2 separate regions of the Homo sapiens genome follow, and region 1 is linked to region 2. A link is a contact called in ENCODE Hi-C data. All regions are on one chromosome and are shown on one strand. Each heading gives the region's core, a stretch centred on a gene start or an enhancer-like site at or near the end of the contact. The rest is flanking DNA. Distances are from core to core; before and after follow the strand shown.

Region 1 (6,817 bases), core at 1,158-3,657, 250 kb after region 2:
CAAGAATTACATTCATTCCATTCATTTGTATTCAGTGTATACTATGTACCAGGTTCTAAGTGCAATGATACCGAAAGTTTCAAAACAAATTTCCTGGCCTCCTGGAGATTTCATTTTTAGGGGAAGACTACGATAAAAAAGCAAGAGTATATTTAGTATACTAGATGTTGATAAGTGCTATAGAGAAAATTAAAGCAGGGCAAGTGTTTCTATGGTGAGCTAGTAAAACAAGGCAGGTCAGGAAGTGGGGAGGGGGCTCCCTATGGAAAAGCTCATTGATAAAAAGTCCTGTGTGAGCAGAGACTTTAAGTAAGTCAAGGAGCCAGATTTATCCAAACCTGGGGGAAGATACTTCCAGGAAAAAGGAACAAAAAGTAAAAGGACTCCAGAGACTGAAGCATGCTGGGTGTATTCCAATAGGAAGAAAGAGGTCAGTGTGGCCGGAACGGGTTAAGCGAAGGAGAGATTAGGAAGACGTGAAGTCATGGGGTAGCAAGGGTTTCTAAGTGGCATTAAAAACTTACGCTTTAACTTAGGGGGGATATGGGAGATTCCTGAAAGGGTTAGAGAAGAGGAGGGACACGATCTGACACATGTTTTAAAGGATCCCTCTCGCTGAAGGGGAACAAGAAGAGATGATCAGGAGACCAGTTAGAAAGCTATTGAGAGCCTGCAAGAGAAAGGACTAGAATAGTAGAGATGGAGAGAAGTGGGTAGATTCTGGATGCAATTTGAAGGTGGAATCGACTAGATTTGTGCATGGATTGGGTAGGGAAGATAGGGGAAAGAATGTAGTAAAGAACTCCAAAGTGTTTCTCCCTAGCAAATAGAAGAATGGATTTTTCATCATCTGAGATGAAGGAAATTGAGGGAGGAGCAGGTTTGTGAGGACGAGCAGATACTCAGTCTTAAACTTGCTGATTTTGATATGCCTATGAGACCTACAAGCCTGTAAGTGGAGAGTGGGCAGTTGAATACATGAGTTTGAGTTCAGGAAAAAGGTGTGGATCAAAGTTGTACAGTTTTGGACACAAGTACATAGTTGTTATTAAAGCCATTGACTAGATGATTTTATCAAGGGATCCTCGTATAGAGAAGAGAGATCTGCAGACTGAGCATTATCGTCAAGATGATTATAGGTGGCACAGAGTTGGGTTTTTAATGATAATTTAAATAAACTTAAAAAAGTGTTAGCTTTTCCCCTTCTCTTTCAATATAGTGGTAATTTTTGTATTGCTATATTAATGATATTGGTAAAATACTGGTTTTCTATACAAGTTAGTAACCTGGAGTTCCTCTTAAAATAACTTGTTTAAGTAAAAACATGAGTGCATTTAAACTGTCAATTGAACAGTAAATCATACTAGTGTCACACAGATATTTCAATATTTTGAACATGGTTTAGGAAGACATTTGAGAAACACAGAGGTATCAGAAAGAATCCTGTCCTGAGGTCAACAGCCTTAGACCTTATTATTAGGCAAGAGCTTTTAAGCTTTTAAGCAAGTCTTTTATTTCTCTATGCCCATTTCTTTATTCTTAAAATACAATAATAATAATTTATCCTAAAAAGTACTTTCTATTTATTTCCCTAAGAGGCTCATTCCAAGTGATTTTCATCAGAACAATGTTTTTCTTTTTTTTTTCTTTTTTTTTTTGCTAGAACAACTCAGCAAAATAAAATTCCTGTTTATTGTTGGACAACATTGTTTCACACATACATCAAACAGGCCAAAAAATAAAAATAAACAGCAACTTCATAGACAAAAAAGGAAAAAAAAGAAACCTTTTATCTTTGGCCTTTTTAACCATCTCATACAAACCAACTACTTATAGTACAGCTAAGTACATACACAAAAAAGTTACTGGAATGCTCGGAATAAGATGGTTTTTCTGTTGTCATTTTTGCATTTTTTACAAGTTTTTTTTTTCTCCTTTGAGATTATAATGAACATGGCCACACCACAAGTAAAGTGAGAAGTAGGACAGAGAACGCTCCGAAGGCTGGTTTGGTCATCCGAGATCATTAAAAATGGCCGACCCTAACAATATGTACAAAAATATAAAATGTAAATAAAAAATACAAGTTTCCTTTTTAAACTACTTTTAAGAAAAAAAAAAAGCAGGGCCTTGGAAGTTTTGGTTCTTTTTCCCTCCCCTGTTGCAAATTCTCATGGTTTGGGTTGGGTGGTGGAGAGCGCGTGTCATCTGCGGGTGGCACTGCCCACGGTGGGCGGGCGGGCCCCTCTACTCGAAGGTGACCACGTTTAGATTCTGAGACGGGAAGTGGAGGGTGAATAGGTCACGGCGGCCTTTTTTTTTTAGTTTAACTTTTCCTTTTTTGCCGTCTGGTCATCCTCGTCGGTCTTCTGCTTCTGGGTATCGACATCGTTATCCTCATCATCTTCAGCTGCCCGCTTGCCCGTAGCTGACTCAGCTCCCTCATCTTCATCTCCATCCTCTTCCTCACCATCACCTTCTTCCTCCCCACCTTCTTCCTCTTCTTCATCTACCTCGTTGTCAGCCTCCGGCTCCCCATTTTCCTCATTAGCATTCCCGTGAGCAGGGGCGTCTCTTCCATTTTCCGCCTCTTCCACAACTTCCTTCTTCTCCTTTAAGTCCTCGGTGGTGATTTCGGAGCTGGTGTCTACGGCTGCGTCTGACATGGTGGGGCACGCCGGTGACGCGATGCAGGGGATAAAAAAGAAAGCGACAGTTCAGGGACTCTGGCGATAAAGCTGCCGGAGTCCGCGGCGGCGGAGGCGGCTGCGGCGAGCAAGGAGGCTGACGACGCACAATGCAAAGACGGCTTTTCAGAGCAGCCAGTGGGGCAGGACAATGTTTTTCATCAAATGTCCTTAGATTTGGAGGAGGGTAAGAGTTGTTTTTTTTTTCTCTCTCTCTCTCAGAGAAAAGCATGCCCCCAAAAGACATTCCACAACTGCATACTCTGGCAAGTCACTTAACATGAAATTTTTCTCTATATATTACACTTACCTGATGCACAGGGCAGCGTGTTGAAAGTTTCCTCCTTTGCTATTCCTTCAGGCTTTATATTGACAAAAAAAAAAAAAAAAAGTAAAGCGATACTGAATGTATAAAAGAAAAATTAAACACTTGAAAGCAAAGGAGAAAATGGTGGTGAAAAATTGGATTGTAGATCTATCCACATTCTTGGGAATTAAATGTCACTGTGAGATGCATGTTAGATAATACTGTATGAAATAATAAGGGCTCTGAGACTCACAGAGAGTAGACTTACGTACCTCAACTAGTAAGGCCTTGACTACAGTGTCCTTCTGCGCAAGTGGTGGGACGTCAGTCAACTCATTGTCACACACTTCCTGAGAATGCATGGCTTCCGCAGTGGCTGTGAAATTCACCTTTCCTGGGGAATAAAGTTCTTAAGAGTTAAACGGTGATTCTATATTGAACAGTTTCTTCTTTTCCAGTTTCCCCAGTGTATCCAGTGGTTGTCTTCCTCTTGATTAATATTAAAGGAGGAGAAAAAGTGTGTATTGGGGTCAGTGCAGAAAACAAATCATCCAAGCACACGAAGTGGAATTTGCTAATAGCATTACTACTCACCCAGTGACTTCGGAGTCACAACCCAGGACACGGTTTTCCGCCCATTTCTACAGACACAGTGAGATTCTTCATTCTTCTCTGTTGGAACAGCCAGGAAAGCGGAAGAGACCTCCAGCTGCACAACGACCTGTCCCCCACACCCAACCACAAGTTTATGAAGGGATGCAGAACAGCATGAATACTGCAAAAGATGCTCTGTGCATCAGGTAAATGGACTGAGGGACAATGTCCATGAGTCCAGAGGCGCTGAGAAGCTGTGCAAATATGGTCAGCTCTATCAGACACTTTGTAGTTTAGGTGTTTGAAACAAGAAAATTGAAAAACTGACAGGAATTAGGATAAGTGTTTAGGATTTAGCCTTGTGCCAACAGAAGAAAGAGGTGTTTAGTGAAAAACATGAAACAATCAGGTGGACATAATGTCTGAATTTAGGAATACACAGATATAGGAGCCTGAATGAATATAACCTTACCACCTTGGGCCTGTCAGGTACCTTTTCTCTTAGTACCAGGTCTGCTCCAAAATTAGGATATATCATATGCAGTTCTGATTTCCTGGGTTACCTAGGAGACCTGGTAATGAATGGTGACTATCTTCTATTCTCATTCACTTCCAGAGAAGTGTCCTTACCCGAATGCAGGTGGACAAGCAGTTAAACACAGTGGCTTTGAGTGTGAAGGCTTCTCCTCGCACCACAGAATAAGGAAGGGTGAGTTCTAGGAAGAAAGGCTGGAAGGCTTGAAGAGACACGATAGGAGAGAGGCCAAACCCTGTGGTTCCAGACAAGCAGAATGCGCTGGCCTTCCACTCTGTGATGGTTTCAGGGACCTGGTCACCAGCTCACTTATACCTAATGAGCTAGTGAAGGAGCAGAGAAGAGGAGTATAAGCAAATCTTTTTTTTTTTTTTTTAACACAAAGCATGGCTGATCCTAGAACATGATAACTCAGTAACCTAGTGTGGTAAATGCTAAACTTGATCTAAGGGTTGGTGCTCCTGGTGAGGTTTAAAGTTTTTTTTCTCCCTACCTCCCTTACTCCCTCCTTCCCTCCCTCCCTTTATTTCTTCCTCTTTTCTTTCATTCTTTCCTTCCTTTTGTTCTTTCTTTCAATCTCCCTCCCCTCCCCTTCCCTTTCCTTTATTTAAGAGGGCTGGTAGCATCCTACTTTCTATTATCTTAGTTATCAATAGACTAAATTAGAAAAAAAATTAGCATTGTTTAATTATGAGATAAATGAACTATAAACCTAAATATTTACCAGAAAAGAGCAGAGCAGAACTAAAAGGATCAGGAATCCAGGATAACATCAGTCATACAGCAGGATTCAAACCCTCTCCTAAACTAAATTCCAGGCAACACACAACTTACTCAACTACCACCAAATCCCAGATCCAGGTCTCAGGGAAGTACTTCCGGACTATCTCTTTCACTTGCAATATCTGAGGTTCTTCTTCGATCATTGGGTACATTATTTCTACGGCTCCTGGGGGTACACCTCGCAGACCTGGTCCTGGAAGACAACACACAGGCCTCAGTGTGAACCTCATTTTTATCATCAATTTCTTATTGCTGCCTTATTTCTCAAATGGAATAAGGTCATACGCTCAGGGAATGTTTATTATTGGAACAATTTAACCTACCAGCTTGTTATTTTGTTCACTTTCCTATAAAAAGGCTAATCCTATTTTTTCTTCAAATAGAATCTAGAGCTAAATATATTTTTCTTTATAAATAAAAACAAATGACCTGTACATGTACCTCCTGAATCTAAAATAAAAGTTGATTAAAAAAAAACAAATGTAGCTCTCTCTAAGATGATTACTCAACTGGTGAAGGGAAGGATAAAGAGTAATTTAATACACCAAATATTGCTTTTACACTGAAATTGTGTTCACATGTCTTCTGTTTGCAGTGAGAATCAAACGAGGAATGGATATTAGCTAAGCAAGATGATTTCGGGAATGATTTTTTGTTTGTTTGTTTGTTTCGACATTGAATTAATATGGAGACATAAACAATAAGCAACAGGATTCAGTAAAGTATGTAGTATAGACAATAGGGAGTCAGGAATGAAAAGACAATCAACTTTAGTTAGGCCGGAAAAGACTTTACCAAAGCGGAACCTAAGATGATCATTCATGGATGGGAGGTGGAGGAGAATGGGGAGTTATTCCCAGGAAAGGACTGTGCAAATATATATACAAAGGTGGAAGGGTGCTTCACAGGGATAGTAAAAATTTACCCTCTAGAGTAGAATGGCTATTTTCAGGGTGTGTTTCCCATAATTAGGTAAACAGAAGGTATAATATATAATAAAACATAAGGCTAGGACAAATGAATAAGGTCTGTTAAGTGGGAGTTAGTTAGCTTGATAAAAAAGAAATTGATATTCCAGAAATCAGAAGATATACATATATATAAGATATATATAATCTTTACATATTGTTAACATTATCTTAAATATCTTTATTATAATATTATTCTATAATATATCTTCTGATCTCTGGGGCATCACTTTTTAAAGATAATTATATACGTGTGTAATTATAAATACATATATGATATATATATAAGATAATAGAGTTAGATGTGCTCTTTCAAAACCTTAAATGCAATAATCTTATGAATTCTGGAAGTATTGACTATGTTTGAGAAACAAGTGACATGAGAAAAGCAGTGTTTAAGAGTATGCAGGACAGATAGAGGTAAAGAAAAGCTGGAGGCAAGGAAGTTAAATTAGAATGGTTTTTCAGTAATCTAGTTATGAAATAATGACAGACAGATTAAAGTGCTGTAACTGAAAATGAGAAGGAAGAAAAGGATAAGCAACAAATACCAAAAGAAAAATTTGCATAGAATATTACAGAACATTTGGGGTCAAAGTGTAACGATGTACTCTGAGTTTTCAGGTTTTCTGAATCATACCTTTGTTTCCATTGATCTGTTTTCTCTTAGGTTGGAAAGAAAATACACACTTGGTGAAATGAAAGTCAATTAATCATGCTTTTCAGTTTCTTTTTTTTAAACAAACATGCCATTAAAGGAATCATGATTTTTTTTTTTTCATTTTATGGTCACAATACCTCAGTGAGTTTGGTGTTGTCATTCTGACTTCAGATTTAAAGAAACTGAGCCTCTAAAAGGTTAAGTGAGTCTGCAAATTTCCAAAGTCACATAGTCATAGCAGATAGGAGTGTGATGAAAAATTGTCCCTTTGTTCTTAAAACA
Region 2 (6,554 bases), core at 3,740-6,239:
TTCAGTTATTTTTAAAAATTATGAATGCTGTTCTGTTCTGGAATAGTCACTTGATTCTTTTTGGTAGTTTCTACTTCTCTGAGATTCTTCAAATTTTTATTCATTATGACTATATTTTCTTCTAAGTCTTTGAACGTATTTATGCAGATATTAAAGTCCTTGTTTGCTAGTTCCAGCATCTATGTTACATAAGTTTCTTTTCTACTTACTGACTTTTCTTTGATCCATGGCCCATATATTCTTATTTCTTTGGATTCTAATAATATTTTATTGTATGCTAGATATTAAATGTGATGCATTATGGCTAATCTGTGTTATGTATCCTCTTTTTTGAAGAAAAGTTTTATTGGGGAATAATTTCAGATTTACAGAAATGTTTTTAAGATAGCACAGAACATTTCTTTATACCTTTCACCCCATTTCCCCTAATGTTAGCATCTTAAAAAATCATGGCACATTTCTCAAATGTAAGAAATGAATATTGCTACATTGTTTGAATTTTACCAGTTTTCCACTAATGCTCTTTTTGCTGTTCCAAGATCCAATCCAGGATACCACATTACATCTAGTTGTTATATTTATTGTTTTCCTCTGGTCTATGACAGTTTCTCAGTGTTTTTTTTTTTTCGTGAACTTGATATATTTTAAGAGTATTGGTCAGATATTTAGTAGAGTACCACTCAATTTAGAATTATCTGATTTTTTTTTTGCATGTTTACATTGGATGTGTAGGGGAAAACTTTCTTCAGCTGTGTTTTTCTTCTGCTTTCACACCAGCACTACCACAATTATCAACACAGAAGAAGACTTGTGTGACCAAATGTGGTAGGGGTGTTCCCCACATACCAATTAGCAGACACCAACTGGGTATCCTCTAATTCAATTCCGACATTATCTACCTGGAGATAGTGTTAGATCTTACATTTCAGGGATTCAATATGCAAGATCACCCCCTACACCCACAGACACCAGTCACAAGTCTGGGCCTCTGGAACATCTGACCAATAAGCTTCAAGTTGGGATTTCCACAACTTCCCCTTTGAGTTCAGTTAATTTGCTGGAGCAGCTCACAGAACTCAGGGAAACCCTTATGTTTATCAGTTTATTATAAAGTATATTACAAAAGATACAGATGAAGAGAACTGTAGGGCAGGGTATGGGGAAAGGGGTGTGGAGCTTCCATGCCCTCTCTGGGAAGGCTGCTCTCCAGGAATCTCCACAGGTTCAGTCATCTGGAAGCATTCTGACACAGTTCTCTTGGGTTTTTATGGAAGCTTCAGGACATCAGCATTCTTGCTGCTGACCCCCTCCCCTTGTCACCCCAGTAAAGGGCAGGACCCTCTCTGGGGAAGGTTTTAAGACCCACAATCAGAAAGGCAGGGGAAAATTAGAGTCCTGCCTTGAGGCAGATGAAAGGAGGGCAGAAGAAGGCCAGAGGCCTTCCCCTTGGGGCCTGACACACTCAACATTATAAGAAAGGACTGTAACAGGGACCATAGGAGTTAGGAGCCAGAAACTGTGGATGAAAACCAATATATACATATGTATAATACCACCCTGGGGTTATGGATTTTGGGGAACAAACCTTACTGGTTAGGTGCTTTTATCATTGCATCATATTAGGGGGTACATGATATCAACAAGACTCATCACTGGTGGTTCACGCAGTGAACCCTGTTCATGTGGTTGAGGTGGTATTTGCCAAGATTCTTTAATGAATAGTTACTATTTCCTTTTATCCATAGTGTACTCTTTGGAAGTGAGTCTCTTATCCCTGACTACCCTCAAAGGGAGGAGAGTTAAATTCCACATCCTGAATGGGGAGTATCTACATATATTATTTGGTATTTTCTGTAAGCAAGATTTGTCACTTCTCACCTATTTATTTATTTAAATCAGTATGGATTTATATAGTTTTTCCCCTTGTGTTATAATTCAACACTGTCATTTATTTTGTTGTTCATATTGTTCCATTGGGAGCTTTTCCAGGTTGGTTTCTGTGTCCTGATATGCTCCCATCTTTTTTTTTTTAACTTGCTTATTTTTTAACATTAAAAGACTGGAAGATCCTCCAAGCTTATTTTGTACTTTCCCTGTCCTGGCCCTAGAATTAGCCATTTCTTCAAAGAGCCCCTGATTCCTATGTTGCCTTCTGATGTGGTTTGGATCTGCATCCCCACCCAAATCTGACGTTGAATTGTAATCTCCAGTGTTGGAGATGGGGCCTGGTGGGAGGTGATTGGATCACGCGGATGGTTTTTCATGAATGGTTTAGTACCATACCCCTAGAGCTGTTCTCCTGATAGAGTTCCTCACAAGACCTGGTTGTTTAAAAGTGTGTAACACCTCCCCGCGTCTCTCTTGCTCCTGCTCTGGCCATGTAAGACATTTCCCTTTGCCTTCCACCATGACTAAGTTTCCTGAGGCCTGCCCAGAAGCAGATGCCACTATGCTTCCTGTACATCTTGCAGAACTGTGAGCCAATTAAACCTCTTTTCTTTATCAATTATTTGGCCTCAGGTATTTCTTTATAGCAGTGCAAGAATGGACTAATACACCTTCCTTTTTTTAAAAAATGATCTTAATTATTTTAAAGCATACAATTCAGTAGTGTTAAGTATTATTATGGACTGAATGTTTGTCTCCCCCAGATTCACATATTGAAGCCCTAATCCTCAGTGTGACTGTATTTGGAGATGGAGTGTTTAAGGAAGTAATTAAGGTTAAATCAGGTTACAAGGGTGGGGCCCTGATCTGATAGGATTAATGTTCTTGTAAGAAGAGAGACCAGAGCCCTCTCTCTTTCTTCCCTTGTGCACACACTGAGGAAAAGCCACTTGAGGATATAGTGAGAAGTCTGCAACCCACAGGGGAAGCACTCTCCAAACACCAACTCTGCTGGCATCTTGATCTTAGACTTTCAGTCTGTGGAATGATGAAAATATAAATAAATTTCTGTTGTTTAAGTCACCTAGTCTATGGTATTTTGTTGTGATAGTCCAAGCAAGTGAATACAAGAATATTCACATTGTTGTGTACCGTATCTCCAGAACTTAATCACACTGCAAAACTGAAACCCTGTACCCATTAAGCAACTTCCTTTTCTTTTTCCCTCCAAACTTCTTTCAGTAACCATTCTTCTTTCTTTGTCTATGGGTTTGACTACTTTAGATTCCTCATATAAGTGGAATCACACAGTATTTGTCATTTTGTGATCAGTTCATTTCACTTAGTATAATGTTTTCAAGGTTCATCAGTGTTATAAAGTATGACAGGATTTCCTTTCTAAGACTAATATTCCATTGTATGTGTAGACCACATTTTGTTTGTTTTGCCTTCATATTAAGGGCGTGAAAATTTGTTCTCAGAGGCAGCTAAACTATTGATGACTCTTTTTGGCAATGTTAAGTTTTGCTCTGTTTTTGGTTGGTGCTACTAAGCAATGCATCACCTCTGTCCTTTCTGTTCAGCTCTTGGCCCTGCAGGAACTATCTCAGCTTGGACTTGCAGAGTTTTGTCCTATGTCTGCGCAGCCTAGAACTTGGCCACAGACATACAGTGAATTCCTACAGTCTTAAGGGTGCCTCTCTCTTGTGAATTATCCTGCCCTGCAAATTCCAGCCATTTAAGCAGCTCAAAACTCCAATATCTGCCTCCTCATTTTAGTAAGACTGCTGTTCTGTTTAGGATTCATTTTTGTGCTCTGTACTAGAAAGTGGTCCTAGATAGAAAGCTAGGGTGATCATTGCACTCACCTTTGTATTCTCTCAAGGATCACAATGCTGCCTGTGTGTTCCTGAAAATAGCTGCCTTGTGTGTCTTGCCATGTGTTGTATTTTGATTGGAGAGTAAGTCTAATGCCATTCTGTCATGGCTGGAAGCAGAAATATATTTGTTTTTATTAATATAAAACAAATTAATATAAAGCACTCCCTGTTTCTCTTCTTTTATCCTTATGCAGTCTATCTTGATGATCTTATCCACTCTTAAGAGTTTCAATACTCTTTCTGTTTCCTTACTTTAACTTTTGTTTTTTTTAGACGGAGTTTCACTCTTGTTGCCCAGGCTAGATAGAGTACAATGGTGCAGTCTCGGCTCGCTGCAACCTCCGCCTCCCGGTTTCAAGCCATTCTCCTGCCTCAGCCTCCTGAGCAGCTGAGATTACAGCCCCCACCACCACACCCAGCTAATTTTTTTGTATTTTTAGTAGAGACGGGGTTTCACCATGTTGGCCAGGCTGGTCTTGAATTCCTGACCTCAGGTGATCCACCCTCCTTGGCCTCCCAAAGTGCTGGGATTACAGGCGTGAGCCACCACACCTGGCCTACTCTAACTTTTTATTAACTTTTCACCTACTAAAAACAAATTACTAAGATGTTAGAATGTATTTGTTTACTTTGCTCTTCTTTTTAGTTATCTTTGCATGAAGTATAATAATAAAAAAAATAAGACAACAAAGAGAAAAAATATAATGGAATTTCTGATACTGTGAAGGGTAAAGACCATCACACAATTTGGACAAGGTTTTGGGGAAGATGTGGTCATGTCATATTCACAAAATATATCTGGGTAATAGTCTATTTCTCCCGTGATTCCAGGCATATGCACCCAACAGTCCATTTCGTTATTGCTTATCACTGCCCAAAAGTTCCAAGAAATGATGAAGTCAGTCTCATTTGGCATACATCTACTTTTTCAGAAGGAAACAAAGCAGAGAAAAAATTCCGAGAGAAATTCATAGCTAGTAACCACTCTCACTTTTATTTTAGTTTCCATAACTGAAATTGCTGGACTTGAGAGCAATTTTTCCTTGCTCAACAGAATTAGGTGAGATGGGGAATCAATTTAATATATATTTAGTGAGCATCTACAGTGTCATGGGGCAAAAAAATAGCAACTTACAATATTAATTTCTATAGGCAGCCCCCAAATTTGAATCATTTCCTGAAAAATTACTTCTGCTTTTGTGAAGTTTCCTGCTAGCAGTTTAGAGATTGGGCTGTTTCCTCACTGATACATATCCCTTCACACTTCTATAATTTAACTCTCTCAACTGCATGTGAAAGATCTTAGCTGAAGATGACTGACAGTGTTATTTATTCCATGTTAGAGTTGCCTACGGCAACCCAAGCCCAGAATGACTATGGACCACAGCAAAAATGTGAGTTAACCAAGGTAGCATGGAAGACGATGCATAGCAACAGTAGGCTATGGATGAATGGGGAGTAGAATAAGTTTAAAGCAGAGGGTGCAGAAGAATTGAGGATAATTTGAGGAAATACTTTTGGTTCAGTTTAAAGTCCAGAGTTGGAATATGAAAAGTTGGTGTATGGTACAGGATCTGATCTTAGGTCTCAGGTAAACTCTTTTCTAACTGTTCACTTCTTTGATCGCATCTTAGAAACCCAACTTAGGGCATTGCCGTTATTCCTTCTTGCTCTTAGCTAAAGCGGGAACTTTGTTGGGAGAATTTTATCTCTTTAGTTATATTCGGAGTAACCTTGGACCAGCTGTTTAAATTCTAGGTATGGCTGTTTTTCTGACTATGGAATGAGGAGGACACCAATAGTTTTGCTGGTGGATACGAGTAAGATTTTTGTCAGGAAAGAAACTGATTTACATATCTAGTTTTGTTTTTTTTTTTTAACTTCACAGTGTTGCACTAGAATGGTGACAGGGAAGAAAAAGTATCAAGAAACTACAGATAATAGTCTCTGTGACTGAGGATTTGAAGGCAAAAGAGCCATTTTTACATAGAGCCCTGAGAGAATATTATCTGAGACAGACAGGTAATAGTGTAAATGCCAAAATTAATCCTTGATTTTGTATCGTAGGCAGTGAACTCCCACAAGGTGTATTCTTTAGGGTAGTTCCCTAAGCTTTCTCTCTTTTTACTACATAGTTTTACTATTATAATTTTTAATGTCTTTTGAGAGTGTTGCCTTAATTTGCTAAATCATTCTAGTATACTTGGGATATTTAGACCTATTTCTATTACCATAAATTATATAGCATTGGATATCTTTATTTGTGTAACCTTTTCCTATTTTTGAATTGTATCTATGTTAATTTCTAAGGAATAGAAATATTACGTTAGAAGTAATGCATATCTCAAAGTATATGTTCAAGGTCACACACACAACTGGTGATAAATTGGAACCTAGTTGGAACTATTTAGAGGCTTTCAATATATACTTAAAGTAAATTTTAAAAATTTACTTTACTTCTTGAATTGGCTTGTGGTTACACAAATTCAATTATGGTTTGATACCTTTTTAAAATTTAGCATAACATAAAAATGAACATTTGTGTATTTCATTAAATGTTCTCCTGTGATGCAAATGTATTTTTAAAAGTTTTTCTAGAAATCTTAATGCTTTTGGATTCATCAGTCCAAATATTTATTATGCAGAATTCTCTATTTATGAAGGCATCTCTCATTATGAATTTTTTTCTTTAAGAAGTTCAGAATACTCCATAGATACACACATATATAGAATAATTTATCTAAAATTTAATCAGAAAATTGAAGCCCAAATAGGCAAGTTTAATTT

Evidence for each region. A loop is a pair of places that touch in the nucleus more often than their neighbours do. Pooled maps may share reads with other maps.
Region 1: a loop to region 2 is called in a pooled map, with 3 times the contacts of the local background. The contact joins the promoter of LINC00987 here to the promoter of KLRG1 in region 2. A Hi-C loop is called at or near these places in 3 of 37 single-sample maps with no recorded cell type and 12 of 50 pooled maps.

What each region holds. Positions count from the first base shown.
Region 1 is chr12:9,237,666-9,244,482 of GRCh38, forward strand. LINC00987 (long intergenic non-protein coding RNA 987) reads left to right here and starts at 2,408. Exons shown (of 7, transcript NR_137434.2): 1 at 2,408-2,874; 2 at 3,453-3,794. MIR1244-3 (microRNA 1244-3) reads right to left here and starts at 1,886; the gene lies at 1,802-1,886. It also overlaps the pseudogene A2MP1 and the pseudogene PTMAP4. RefSeq lists an enhancer at 2,742-3,941.
Region 2 is chr12:8,984,557-8,991,110 of GRCh38, forward strand. KLRG1 (killer cell lectin like receptor G1) reads left to right here and starts at 4,990. Exons shown (of 5, transcript NM_005810.4): 1 at 4,990-5,161. The coding sequence starts at 5,080.